Linked DNA regions of Mus musculus: region 1 is linked to region 2. The links are chromatin loops, found by intact Hi-C in ENCODE. Cell type or tissue: left cerebral cortex. All regions are shown on one strand. Each heading gives the region's core, and the rest is flanking DNA. Links, peaks and the distances in the headings are about the cores only.

What was found. Hi-C counts contacts between places; a loop is a spot of excess contacts. Peaks named below come from ENCODE experiments on the same cell type or tissue, not always from the same donor. Only the 100,000 strongest peaks of a DNase experiment are listed, where the experiment ranks them.
Region 1: it touches region 2 in a loop (3-fold over the local background); 8 of 42 quality-filtered maps call a loop at or near these places.

The regions. Positions count from the first base shown.
Region 1 is chr1:194,937,121-194,941,314 of GRCm38, reverse strand. Cd34 (CD34 antigen) reads right to left here and starts at 2,494. Exons shown (of 8, transcript NM_133654.3): 1 at 2,271-2,494. The coding sequence starts at 2,349. In left cerebral cortex, for the core only: no CTCF peak of the experiment used is centred there; DNase peaks (open chromatin) are centred at 1,769 and 2,425; H3K4me3 peaks cover 1,817 bases; H3K27ac peaks cover 1,816 bases.
Region 2 is chr1:194,883,646-194,887,839 of GRCm38, reverse strand. Gm39748 (a long non-coding RNA gene) reads left to right here. Exons shown (of 3, transcript XR_865916.1): 3 at 1,022-1,394. Among named protein-coding and RNA genes, the nearest start is that of Gm39748, 15 kb to the left of the region's middle. In left cerebral cortex, for the core only: a CTCF peak has its summit at 2,278 (motif pointing left); DNase peaks (open chromatin) are centred at 2,015 and 2,430; H3K27ac peaks cover 2,247 bases.

The DNA of each region.
Region 1 (4,194 bases), core at 951-3,450, 53 kb before region 2:
TAGGTCTTCAGGTCCAAAACACAAAGGAAACCAGGCAAGATCAGAAACAGTGGAATCTGCTCCCTTTTTGCTTTTTTTTTTTTTTCCAGAATTTTGTCCCCAACTTTATCTGCTACAATTTTGGCACTCCTTGCTCTGAGATTTTGGAGACAAAGATCACTCAGGAAAGGAAAGCAGTAAAGGCAACTCAAACAAACAGGACCAAGGTGATGAAGCCAAAGGGATACAAGAGAGGCCTAGGCTCTTGCCTGCTCATCAGACAGGCAGGAGTGCTGGCCAAGATGAAGAAGTACATTTACAAAGGTTGTGAAGCCTGGTCTAGTCCTTCACTGGGGAGCCTTCAAATCACTGAATTACTTGGCAGTCCCCAAACTCTTACACCTCCCTCCTTACCATGTAGCAGGGAAACTATCTGATAAAAAGTATTTTCTATTTTCTTTTTCCCTTTTTACATGCAGTCCCAGGCAGGATATAGTTGTAGATCATCAGATTCAAAGAGCCCAAAGGAAGAAAGGGAATGTGAGTAGAAGCTGGAGGTAGTGTTGGAATAAGGGAAAAAGAGGTCTTGTGGAAGGAAACCCAGGCAAAGGGGTTCCTAGTTTCCTGAAAGACTTTTAGGTCAGCTGGAGCGTGTGTCCCCAGTCACAACCCAGATTCTGGCCACTGATCTCTCTTGCCCCTGAAAAAGTGACACTTGTGGCTGTCTAGAAGATGTTCACACTAGCTTCTCATGGGACAGAAGAGAACTATCTCTTCAGAGTGACTTTCCATTCTACACCAACTTTCCCAGTAATAACATCACGGTTGTCTACTGTGGGACATTTTAAATTACATAATTCATCAGTTTAATTTATTTTACAATTTATTCCAGGACAGAAAATAATAGTATTAACAAACAGAAGAATCTCAACACAAACCCTAGGAAGTTCTTGGAGAAAGTACAGAGCCTTGGCCGGCTTATGAAGTCTAGCTGGGTTGGGAATGGTGGCCCCTGCCCTGTCCTTTACCCTAAAGTTGAGACACTGATATCTTCAGCATATTTCCCCAAGGTTTGCAGAGGTTTTTTTGCTCTCTCCACCCTGCCCCATTCAGCCCAAGACAAGGCTGATACTGGCCAGCTGAGGAAATAAGAAAAGACAGCACTACACCCAGACTTGGGTCAGTGCTGAGCTGAGTGACCAAAAGAGTAAGTACAGAGCATCTGATGAGGACTCCAGCCCGTGGTCACCTACCCGTGCACAGTGTAGCATCATTCTGGGCATTTTTGTCCAAGCAAGTTTTACTCCATCAAAATGGACATGTCTAGCGCTGCCAATCAGGAGAACCCAGAACCTAATTCAACTTCTCCTCTGCCAGCTCTCTTTGGGATAGACCCAAAGGCAATGGAGCAGAAGACTGGGAGAAAAGAGGTCTTGTGGGTAGATCCAGGCTACTCTACATGTTGAGTGTCCTTTAAGATATACAATGAAGATTTAGGAGCCCCAAGGGTTAAAAGCAAAATGAGTAATTCACAACCCTGAAAACCTCAAAGGACATGAGTTGGGATGAAGAACAACACCCTCCAGTGCAATAAAGTTTGCTATAGACTGAGTGAATACTATTTTTTGCCAACCTAAGAGGGGAAGAACTTAAGAAGTAAGAGTATGCGTGGGCAGCAGGAGGTGTCTTGGCCTGTCCACTAGCTTTAGAATCTGAAGGGAAGCAGAGCAAGAAAATTCCAACTAGCAATGAATGTATGTTTGTGCACGGGGAAGACTGGTGAGCAGAAGGACTTGGTGTGTACACCAAACCACCTCCCTACTAGCATCTGCATGGTTTCTGCAGGGGCGACTCTAGCTTTCTAATCTGAAATTTAAAATTGTCCTTTTTTTCCTCTCTGCCTGTTCTTTATTCCAGACTCTTCCACTAATGTCCCTCAGTCCTCCTTAAAGGTCTCCTGGCCCTTACTGGAAATGGCTACCCTCATGAATTCTTTATGTCCAAGTCCTGGGAACAATGGGTGCCTGGACCCTTCTCTGGACCACTCTGGGTCCTTGCTTCCTCAATTAAGGAGAGTTACAGAACTTTTCCTTCCTTCTGTCTGCATTCTAGCCTCAACTTTGAGCTTTGCACCTCCAGCCACGCAGAGGAGCTGGCGTCCCCCAGCACTACCTGAGTAAGCTCACTTCTGCGTGCTGGAGCGCAGGATTCCCAGGTGAGGTTAGTGGCCGGCGTCTTCCCTCCTCCCGGCCCATAGCCTGGTCCCTTGGCCCTCAGCTGTTAATACTCACGCAGCAGACTCATCAGGCAGAGAGCTACCCAGCGCCATGGCAGCAGGAGCCCCGCGCGCGTGTCCCTGTGGACCTGCATTCTCCTGTACCGCTCCGGAGATGCGCTCGGTGCAGGAGGCGGCCCGGCGCGGGACGCGCTCCTCCGCCCTGCGCAGGGGTGGGGGATATTGGCTCTCCTCCCCTGCTCCCTGTCCGGAGTGGGTGGGGGATGCTGGCTTATCCCCTCCCTGTTGCGTCTTGGTGAGGCCAGCCCCTCTCGTAGTTCCTACTTCACTTTTAACCGTGTGTCATCTTGGCTGCCTCTCGGCAGGGTCAAATTTCTCCTTTCTGATTTCTTTATTTTCAAGTTTTAAGTGTGGCAGGAAGCCACTGTGTACGCCTGAGTTTACAGGAGTATGATCTTTCAGCTAAGCAGGAAACAACACAATTCCAAGACACCTTTAGAGATAGTCACGGTGGAATCTGTGCTGCATGTTAAAATTGAGCAGGACACAAACAGGACACTAATAGCCTTTTCACAGTCCAGACCATCTGCTATCCTACCATCTCTCTTTTATACTCATTTTCCAGCAAAATCAACAGAATTTGTATTAACTTTCCTGTGATCATCCATATTTCCTTAGCTAGTTGGGTCATAGCAATTGTCAATACCATAGAGATAATATAGATACTCCATAGTACATGGTTTTTCTCCAATGTTCCCTTTTCAATCCTAGATTTAAGTTTCCTGATTCTATGGGAGCTTTTCTTGCCCTCCCTTCAGACAAAAGATTTCTTAGATTCTTACCCTGCCCTACCTAACAGACCTTCTAGCACTCCTTGTGCTTCTCCACGCAATGGTGCTGCATGTTGATGCGCTGGATTGCAGGATTCTGACTCGTCACAGGTCAGAAGATCAAGGCAGGAGGAGAGAGAAGCAAGACAAGGCATATAGCAGCAGGTAGAAATTGAGATAAGGCACAGAAGGGTCTGTGATGATGACTGTAAATACTTAGCCCTAGTTTTCCCATAATGTCTGGTCACATAACCTAAAGGGAGAAAGAAAGATCAGACAAACGCCCTGGATAAATTTCTGTATTTATTTCTCTGAAGATCTACCTCCACGAAGAAAGTACATTTGTTTGTGTTGCCTACCCTGGGCCTAATATACCTTGGGGTTGAGAAGAAGAGTATCAGTCCTCAAATCTATACTCTTACCCTGTTTCATATCACACCATTAAAACAAGAAGCGGAGGTTTTCATCATAATAAAGGCAGAGGCTCATTGAATACAACGACATTAAGTGAGTTTGTGTCAAAGTACAGTTGGCATATTGTGATGGAGAACCTGGAGGTAGGGTCAGAAAGGATTGCAAAATGTACTTTTAAAATTAAATTCTGGTCCTTGGAATATGAACTAAGAAGGAAATATTACACCTAATTCTTCAGTTTCAAAAGTGGATTTTCTTCTGGTACCTACATTTTGCTCATACTTTTTATGGTAGGTAAATTGTTATATGTAAAAATGAGTTGGTTCATTTGAGTCTACCTTTACTTCCAGATGTTTTCTCTGTTAGTTTAATTAATTAAAGTGTTTTGAGACAGGATCTCACTCTATAGTCCCATCTGGTCTTGGACTCAAAAAAAAAAAATCCTATCCTAGCTTCCTGAATGGTGGGATCATAGGTATGTACCATTGTTTTAGGCTCTCTTCTGATTACTTTAAATATCTTTTGTCTTTTGGACCATGGGAAATGGGACTATAGGAAATATTTTGTACTTGAACTTCTTAACTAGCTTTGAAGTGGGGGAGGAGAGTGAAAGATATTGACTCTATGGAAAAGTTTCTGAAAGCAAAATCCATATAGAACCAGAATCAAGGCTGAGTGCCAAGAATCTTAACTTGTAATATGTGCTGTCTGTCATTTCTTTCAAGAGGTCATGAA
Region 2 (4,194 bases), core at 768-3,267:
GAGAGAGAGAAAGAGAGAGAGGAGAGAGATAGAGGAGAGAGAGAAAGAGAGAGAGGAGAGAGAGAGAAAGAGAGAGAGGAGAGAGAGAAAGAGAGGAGAGAAAGGAGAGAGAAAGAGAGAGAGAAAGAGAGAGAGGAGAGAGAGAGAAAGAGAGGAGAGAAAGGAGAGAGAAAGAGAGAGAGAGAAAGAGAGAGAGGAGAGAGAGAGGAGAGAGAGAGAAAGAGAGAGAGGAGAGAGATAGAGGAGAGGAGAGAAAGAGAGAGGGGAGAGAGAGGGGAGAGAGAGAGAGAAAGATAGAGGAGAGAGAGAGAAAGAGAAAGAGAGGAGAGAGAGAAAAAGAAAGAGAAAGAGAGGAGAGAGAGGAGAGAGATAGAGGAGAGAGAGAGAAAGAGAGAGGAGAGAGAGAGGAGAGAGAGAAAGAGAGAAAGAGAAAGGGAGGAGAGAGGAGAGAGATAGAGGAGAGAGAGAGAAAGAGAGAGAGACTGAGAGAGAGACAGAGAGAGAGATAGAGAGAGAGAGGGAAGAGAGAGAGAGAGAGAGAGAGAGAGAGAGAGAGAGAGAGAGAGAGAGAGAGAACCCTGAACCTGGCATGGGCTTTTGAAACCTCAAAGCCCACTTCCAGTGATACACTTCCTCCAATACGGCCATATCTACTCCAGAAAGGCCACATCTTCTCCAATAAGACCACATCTCCTAATCCTTCTAATCCTTCTTAAATATTGCCACTATCTGGTGACTAAGCAGTCAAATATGTGAGCCTATGGGACCATTCTTATTCAACTTGTCACAGACTCTACCACATGGCTCCGAATCTTCCAGCTTCTTAGTCCATTTCTTGCCTTTCTGGGCCTGTGAAGCAGTATGCCAGTAGCCTGGTGGATGCAGGACTTAACTACAGTCTACACAGGGAACTTTACAGAATAGAGGTTCTCAAAACTTCCTTGTTCCTCACAAAATCACCTAGAATCTCCTTTGAACAGGAACTATGGGTCTCTATCTCTAAAAAGATGCTTTCTTCCAGGTTTGAGAAGTTTGCTGTTGTCCAGGACTACTGATCATCATTTTCCCATATGAGGATCTAACATTCCTTCCAATTTGGAGAGAGACATCTAAGATGGCTGCTGCACAACTTTTACCCTCAATAAAACCTACTTCACTGTCAACCATTCCACCACACAGCGGGCTGGCTGGTCAAAGACACAGATGCTCTCTTCCCCAAGAACCGTAGGGGTCAAAAATTCCTAGGAAGAAAGAAAAGAGCAAGTTTGTGGTCTCAGAGTCTAACTAGATGAACTGCCACTGAACTCCATGCCTTTTCTCTCCCTTTGTTTCTTCCACCCAGAAGTAAGTAGCCTAGTTATCAGTTCTGAAGGCTACACAGGGGGAAAACAGGCAGAGAGCACCAATAAAGGCAAAGCTCCACAGATCTGGCGTCCTAGTCACAGAGGAGGTGGGTGGGGGTGGAGTGGACAGAGCTGTGTAAAGGTGCCTTGTGGAGGAGGGACTGACCCAGAGTCTGTCCTGTGTTCCCTGTTAGTACACATGCTCTGAAAGCAGGTGCAAACATTAGAAATATACTCCTACCAAGCATGCAGGTGTGCCTATGGTTTTCTTTTGCAAAGAACAAATTAGATTTCCTAATTCCTCTCACAGTCAACACCAGATCCCTTCAAGGGTTGAGAAACCTAGAGATGACAAATGATGAAAGGAAGTTGGTGTCTCCAGGTACTAGAAGATGCATCAGGCTCCTGGGCAGTGTCCTGGGAAGCCCTGACTGTTCCTTGTCCCTCCAGGATGTCTGCAGAAGACACAAGGTCTACAAGCAAGGCAGCTCCAAACATTGTTCATAGCCAGTGTCAGCCTTGGCCAGGCACTGGCCGCTTTGGCCCTGAGTGAACTCTGGGCTGCAGGCCAGAGCAGCTTTGAGACCTCTTCCCTATCTCCCCACTTGCAAAGCAAGGGCTGTGCCTCTGGGTTTGTGCCCAGCTCTGCACTGGTGACTCAGTAGGTTTGAAGCTCTATCTTGCAGCGCCCACACTGGAAGAATCACACAAAGAGCTCCTCCACAAAGCCGGAGCTCCCCATCACAATATTGCCCTCGGCACCCAAGCAGAAATCGCCAAAGCAATGGACAAGGGGAGACCCTAATTTTCCTCTAGACCCCTGCAGTTGCACATGGACTCCAAAACATTAGAATAAACTTGGTGCTTCGGGCAGGAGCACAGAGGCAGTGCAGAGGTCTCTTCTCTGTTTAAGTGATGGAGGGGCCTTGCCTGGAGGCCCTCTTCTGGCAGGAGACTTGATTCTCCAGGGAGCCTGTGGATGAGTCTTTAATCTTAGTTCCGCCTGCCGGCTGTGTACCAGCTGTCCAGCCTTTAGAAATCCACTCCCCCTCTCTGTGTTTTCTTGAATATAACTAACTATAGCTACCATTCGAACTCTTAATTATTTTCTATGTACTTCACATATATTATTTTTATCTCCACAACGATTTTGCAGGCTTGGTGTTATTGCCCACATTCTGCAGATGGAAAAGTAGGATTGTACCCAAGGAATCTGATTTGCCAAGATTATACCACTGTTAAGTGGGGACACATGACTTGAATATGTTTCTGCCTGCAGACACTGTACTGTCTTTGGGAGAACACTGATACTATGCAGTGTTTAAGAGGTGAAACACTGACAGTGTCATTCTTTTCTGTCCTGTCTTTTTCTGGCTAGGTCCTGAAGGCAGGGTAGATAGCATAGCTATTCTTTGTGGAGGTCAGAGAGCAAGAGGAAAGGGTTCAAACAGCTAAGCAGTTAGTCTCATTCACCTTTTGCCGCTGAAGTGACGGGATCACTTCTTCCCTGTCAGTTCTACGACACACGGAATAAGTCTTCGAATGATGCAGGTCACTGTCGTAGGTTCCTGGCCCCCACCAGATAGGCAGAAAAGGTTCTCCTTTGTTTAGGACTGGAACATAGATGATTCTGAGGTCCTAGGCCTCAATCTTATGACCATTCCTAGGAGGCCAAGAGTGCCTCAATTTTTCTTTTGTGTTTTTATTCACTTCCTAAATAAAATGTGAAATACTGTGGAGAAGAGGGTGTCAGTGAAATCTGAGTGCTAGTCTTATAAAATCAAATCTGTTAATAGTATAACTAATCTTGCCTGGACCACAAGCGGTAATACTCAAAGTAGATGATGGACAAATATGTGCTTTGGGAAATGCAAAGTGCTTTGGAAATATAGATGATGATATTATTAGTACAGGGTTCTGGAAGAAATGGGAATATAAAAATGAATGCCGTTTTGGAACCTTTCAGACTGGAAGACAAAGCAAGCATGGCTACCCAGGAGAAAGGAGAACACTCAGGTACCACTAGTGGGAATATAAATTAGTGTACCTACCATGGAGAACACATGGAATTTCCTTTCAAAAGTCAGAAATAGAGCTACCATTGGATAGTTACCGTACTATTGGGTTATTGCCCAAAGGAGATACATTTTGTGAATTAGACAGGCATCTGCACACAATATTTACTACATTATTATTAATAATAACTAAGATATGGAGACAACCTAGATATATAAACAAATTAATAAATTAAGAATGTAAGGTGTATATATACAGTGAAATTATTATTATTATTATTATTCAGCCACAAAAGAATGTCAACCTATAATGTTACAGTAACATGGATGGAAATGGAGAAAATTTTATTAAATAAGTCAGGCATAGAAAAACAAGAGCCAAGCCATTTCACTATTATGCAGAATTTAAAGAAGCTGGTTTCATAGTGTCATCCAAAGCTAGGGGTGGCATGGAGGGAACAGACACTGTTAGGGTGGATGAGAAGGAACGCTAGTAACACAGAGTCATGTGAATTTACAGTAATTTGTTGTGCATCTCAAAGCATCAGTATGAGCTCAGACTGCTCGTGCGTGTCGGTAATTCCAGCAGTAGGTACAAGGAGGCAGGAGGATCAAGAGCTCAAGTTAGTCCTTTAGAACTTGTAGTTCAAACTACATAGTAAGTGAGTTGGAGGCCAGCCTTAGATACATGAGATCCTATCTAAAACATAGCTATCAATTACACACATTATTTACATATATAACACGAAATATCACAATATGCTCATAATGTGCAATCATGCCAATGTAAAATATGTTTTAAAATAAGTATATGAGTAGTTAAAGTATAAGATACA